Linked DNA regions of Homo sapiens: region 2 is linked to region 1. A link is an interaction called in ENCODE POLR2A ChIA-PET data of the cell type or tissue named here. Cell type or tissue: PC-9. All regions are shown on one strand. Links, peaks and the distances in the headings refer to the core of each region. The heading gives the core; the rest is flanking DNA. Region 1 has its middle 6.4 kb from the start of RRM2. Region 2 has its middle 3.8 kb from the start of YWHAQ.

Region 1 (2,817 bases), core at 34-2,533:
ATAAATTTAGAAAATAAAAAAGTTAAATGATACTACTTATCATAGAATAAGAAATAATAAATATCCAGGAGAAAAATTTTTTAAATGTGCAAGACCGCTATATAGGAAGCTACAAAAAAAAGTACTGAAAAAAATTAAGGACAACATAAATAAATGGAGGGATATACCGTGGCCATGGATTAGAAGACTCAATATCATAAAGATGTCAGTTCTCCTAAAATTCATCTAATGATTCTAACAATGTAATCTGAATGAAAAGATATTCAAAATGAAAATCAAAGCACATGGAGATGAAAAGTTTTAACATTCTAAATAAACCAGATCTAGGTAATAAAGGAAATCAAAACCCACATCTCAGACTATTTAAAAAATGCAAAAGTGAGATCACTATCCATTAAAACCTGTGGGATTTGCCAAAACCGTACTCAAAAGAAAATGTAACAGCGGCCGGGTGCGGTGGCTCTTGCCTGTAATCCCAGCACTTTGGGAAGCTGAGGCACGTGTATCACTGAAGGTCAGGAGTTTGAGACCAACCTGGCCAACATGGTGGAATTCCTTCTCTATTAAAAATACAAAAATTAGCTGGGTATGGTGGTGGGTGCCTTTAATCCCAGCTACTCGGGAGGCTGAGGCAGGAGAATTGCTTGAACCCAGGAGGTGGAAGTTGCAGTGAGCCAAGATGGCGCCACTACACTCCAGCCTGGGCGACAGAGAGACTCTGTCTCAAAAAAAAAGAAAAAAAAAAGAAGTAAACCCAACCAATATTTGAGAGGGGATAAGCAAAGAAATTAATTAGTTAGAAAGCAAGATGTGAGCAAGGGCCTGGTGACATGCATGTGTGATCACAGCTACTTGGGAGGCTGAGGTGGGAGGATCACTTGAACCCACGAGTTCGAGTCCAGCCTGGGCAACGTAGTGAGATCCCAACTCAAAAAAAGTAAATAAAACAAGAAAGCAAAATACACAGATGTCCCACACCAGGTGAACAGCCATCCAAGGAAATGCACACTACTCAGCAATAAACAGGAAGAAACTGTTGATACATTCAACAACTTGGATGAATCTCAAGGGCATTATTTCTAGTTAAAAAAAGCCAGTTAATCTCAAAGGGTTCCACATTATATGATTCCATTTATAGAATATTATCTAAGACAAATTACAGTGATAGAGACCAGATTAGTGGTTGCCGGGAGTTAAGGCTAGGGTGTTAACAATTAGGAGCAACACAGGGATCTTCTTTGTGGTGATGGAACAGTTCTGTATCCTGATTTGGTGATGGTTATTCAAATCTACACGTGATAAAATTTCAAAGAACCATGTACACATACACCTATACATGACTGCATGTAGAAACCAGTGAAATCCAAACAAGGTTAGTAATTTAATTACTGTCAACTTCCTGATTTTGACAATGTACTATGGTTATGTAAGATATTGAGTAACCTGGATGAGTAACTTTACCATTTTTGCAACTTCTGTGTGTCTTAAACTACCTCAAAATAAAGCTTAATACTTTTTTAAAAAAGAAAAAAAAAGACATAAATGGAATATTAGGAAACTAAAACTGCAACATATATAATAGAAAGAAATACTGTCCAAATCATATAAAGCCCCTATAAATCAATAAGAAAGTGATAAATGACCCAATCAATAAATGGACAAAGCCCAGGCACAGTGGCTTAGGCCTGTAATGTCAGCGTTTTGGGAGGCTGAGGCTAGAGGATCACTTAAGGCCAAGAGTTCAAGACCAGCCTGGGACCCATAGTGAGACCCTGTCTCTATAATAAAAGAAAATGAGCCGGGCGTGGTGGTGTGCACCTGCAGTCCTAGCTACTTGGGAGGCTGAGGTGGGAGGATTGCTTAAATCCAGGAGTTGAAGGTTGTAGTGAGCCATTATTGCACCACTGCACTCCAGACCAGGTGACAGAGCAAGACCCTGTTTCTTTTTTTTTTTCAGATGGAGTTTTGCTCTTGTTGCCCAGGCTGGAGTGCAATGGCACGATCTTGGCTCACCGCAACTTCCGCCTCCCGGGTTCAAGCAATTCTCCTGCCTCAGCCTCCCAAGTAGCTAGGATTACAGGCATGTGCCACCACACGTGGCTAATTTTGTAATTTTTTTAGTAGAGACGGGGTTTCTCCATGTTGGTCAGGCTGTTCTGGAACTCCTGACCTCAGGTGATCCGCCCGCCTCGGCCTCCGAAAGTGTTGGGATTACAGGCGTGAGCCACTGTGCCTGGCCAAGACCCTGTTTCTTTTAAAAAAAAAAAAAAGATGTGGCAGACACTAGGAATTTTTATTTTTTATTATTTATTTATTTATTTATTTATTTTGAGACAGAGTCTCACTCTGTTGCCCAGGCTGGAGTGCAGTGGTGCAATCTTGGCAAGCTCCGCCTCCCGGATTCTCGCCATTATCCTGCCACAGCCTCCCGAGTAGCTGGGACCACAGGCGCCTGCTGCCACGCCCGGCTAATTTTTTTGTATTTTTAGTAGAGACGGGGTTTCACCGTGTTAGCCAGGATGGTCTCAATCTCCTGACTTTGTGATCTGCCCACCTCGGCCTCCCAAAGTGCTGGGATTACAGGCGTGAGCCACTGCGCCTGGCCAGACTAGGAATTTTTAAATAAGCATAACAAACATACTGAAATCTGTGGATTCTAAATTCTAAGAGTTAAAAGCACATAGTTGTGGTTTTTATTTTTATTTATTTTGAGATAGCATCTTGCTCTGTTGCCCAGGTTGGAATGCAGTGGCGTGATCACGGCTCACTGCTGCTTCAACCTCCTGGGCTCAAGCAATACTCCTGCCTCAGCCTCCT
Region 2 (2,817 bases), core at 308-2,807, 480 kb before region 1:
ACTGCTGAGGCTGCCTCACCAAGTCTCCCCAGATCTCTGCTAGATGCTGTAGAGATCCTAGGATGGATCAGACCAGCCTCTGTCTTCTAGGAGCTTCACCCTAATAAATGTGAAACCTGTTAAGCATCACATCCAACATACTGGGAAGAAGTGCAAGGAACAGACAGCTAGCAAAGGGAGTACTGAGAAATTATTACTTTATTTATGAAGTTCTTATTATTTTTTCTAAGTTACCTGGTATGAAGAAGCTCCTGGAACAAAAAGGAGCACATTAACATGGAGCCAGAAGACCCTAAATTCAGCCCTGCTATTTATATGTGATTTGACCTTGGATACCTTGATCTTCTCTGAAACTCAATTCTCTCTACCTGTAATCTATAAAAATAATCCCAGCTGGGCACAGTGGCTCATGTCTGTAATCCCAACACTTTGGGAGGTCGGGGTGGGTGGATTGCTTGAGCCCAAGAGTTCCAGACCAGTGTAGGCAACATGTCAAAAACCTGTCTCTACAAAAAACATAAAAATTAGCTGGGTGTGATGGCGTATGCGTGTAGTCCCAGCTACCCGGGAGGCTGAACATGGGAGGATCGCCTGAGGCCAGAAGGTCGAGGCTGGCATGAGCCATGATTGCACCACTGCACTCCAGCCTAGGCAACAGAGTGAGACCCTGTCTCAAAAATCATCATCATCATCGCTACATCAAAGAGTTGTTTGGAGATTAGATGAGCTGTCACATAGGGAAATGCTGAGCATATAGCAAGTGTTCCATAAGTAGTGTTTTCTTCTTTCCTTCTTTCCCTCTGCTTGGAGGTGGGGTACGGCGCTGGCAGGATGCTATCCTGCTGCAAGGAGCCTTAGAACTTTATTAAATGTTTAGTGAAAGCTTATCTCTTGAATCATTGTTGTAATTAGTGCAGTTAATGGTCTACAGAATGGCTACATTCCATGTACATTTCAGAATGAATGAGTCCTTCAGGTTAAGCTCACTCTCATAAATCGTTTCAGTGATTTATTTGCTCAGACCAGTGGATCACCAGAAACTTCTTCCTTTCCTGCCATATGGCAGCTAGTTTAGTGACAAGCAAACATCTGAGTGGGACTTTTCACCCAAACTCTTCATATAATTATTATTGGTGCTTCTGTGCAGTGGGCAGAGAAAGTTGCCCCCCAACTCTGGCCTGTGGGTGCTAAATGAGGTTTCGTAGAGTCACACACAGGCAGGGAAATCAAGGGAGCCTGGTCAAGAAAGTTTTTCTACATATTCCTTAGTTTGAAACTTGATTCACTTTGTTCAGGGTGATGGTTAGTTGCATGTGTCAACTTGGTGGGTCACAATGCCCAGATACTTAGTCAAACACTATTCTGGGTGTTTCTTTGAGGGTGTAACATTTAAATCGGTGGGCTTTGTTGTTGGTGGTGTTTTTTTTGGTTTTGTTTTTTGAGACAGAGTCTCGCTCTGTCACCCAGGCTGGAGTGCAGTGGTGTGATCTTGGCTCACTGCAGCCTCCACCTCCCTGGTTCAAGCGATTCTCCTGCCTCAGCCTCCCGAGTGGCTGGAATTATAGGCGTGAACCACCACACCTGGATAATTTTTGTATTTTTAGTAGAGACAGGGTTTCATCACGTTGGCCAGGCTGGTCTTGAACTCCTGACCTCAAGTGATCCACCTGCCTCGGCCTCCCAAAGTGCTAGGATTACAGGCATGGGCCACTGTGCCTGGCCTAAATCGGTAGACTTTGAATAAGCAGTTTGCACTCCCTAATGTGGGTGGGCCTCATCAAATCAGAAACCTGAAAAGAACACACAAAGAGCATCCTTATTTGAGCAAGAGGGAATTCTCCAGCAGACTGCCTTCAGACTCCATCCGAAGCGCCGGCCCTTCCTGGGTCCCCCATAGATGCCTTTAGAACTAGAGAGGGAACGTGAGCTCTCCTGGGTCTACAGCCTGCTGGCCTGCAGGTTTTGAACTTGCCAGCATCCATAACTGTGTGAGCAGATTCCTTATAATAAATCTCTCTCTCTACACACGTACACATACATATAAATACATGTGTGTATTCTGTTGAATGCATTTAGTAACCTTTTTTTTTTTTACCCAACAAATGATATAGATATCTTTTTTTTTTTTTTTTAAATGGAGCCTCACTCTGTTGCCCAGGCTGGAGTGCAGTGGCATCATCTCGGCTCACTGCAACCTTTACTTCCCGGGTTCAAGCAATTCTTCTGCCTCAGCCTCCTAAGTAGCTGGGACTACAGGCACATGCCACCACGCCTGGCTAATTTTTGTATTTTTGGTAGAGATGGGGTTTCACCATGTTGGTCAGGCTGGTCTTGAACCCCTGACCTCAGGTGATCTGCCCACCTTGACTTCCCAAAGTGGCTGGGAATACAGGCGTTAGCCACCACGCCTGGCCAGATATGGATATCTTTTAATAGCTTTTAATGTATGTCTGCAACATATCAGTCTCTCTTCTCTCCCTTACCAGACCATGAGCCTCTTGAGGGTAAGGGTTTGTTTGTTTGATTGTTTGTTTGTTATCTTGTATTCGGTGAACGCTCAACAGCTGGGTAAACTTAGGTATTATAGTTCCCACTGGCTGACTAAACTGATGCTCAGAGAGGTTCAATTACCTATCCCAATTGGTAAACTTTAGAGTAAAGACTTAAAAACAGGTCTGTCTGATTTTTATCTTCTACTACAACAAACAAGAATCTGTGCTACCTGCAATGGAAGACAGAAGCTCCAGTGTTTGCTGGCCTGGGAACAATGTTTAGTTATTTGAGGTTGGTGGGTGGATGAATATGTATCTACCCCTG

The links. ChIA-PET counts read pairs that join two places held together with the same protein. Peaks named below come from ENCODE experiments on the same cell type or tissue, not always from the same donor. Only the 100,000 strongest peaks of a DNase experiment are listed, where the experiment ranks them.
Region 2: POLR2A ChIA-PET joins it to region 1 with 5 read pairs; 2 of 35 experiments call an interaction of 5 or more read pairs at or near these places.

The regions. Positions count from the first base shown.
Region 1 is chr2:10,114,881-10,117,697 of GRCh38, forward strand. No RefSeq gene overlaps it. Among named protein-coding and RNA genes, the nearest start is that of RRM2, 6.4 kb to the right of the region's middle. In PC-9, for the core only: no CTCF peak of the experiment used is centred there; a DNase peak (open chromatin) is centred at 1,411.
Region 2 is chr2:9,633,394-9,636,210 of GRCh38, forward strand. No RefSeq gene overlaps it. Among named protein-coding and RNA genes, the nearest start is that of YWHAQ, 3.8 kb to the left of the region's middle. In PC-9, for the core only: no CTCF peak of the experiment used is centred there; no DNase peak of the experiment used is centred there.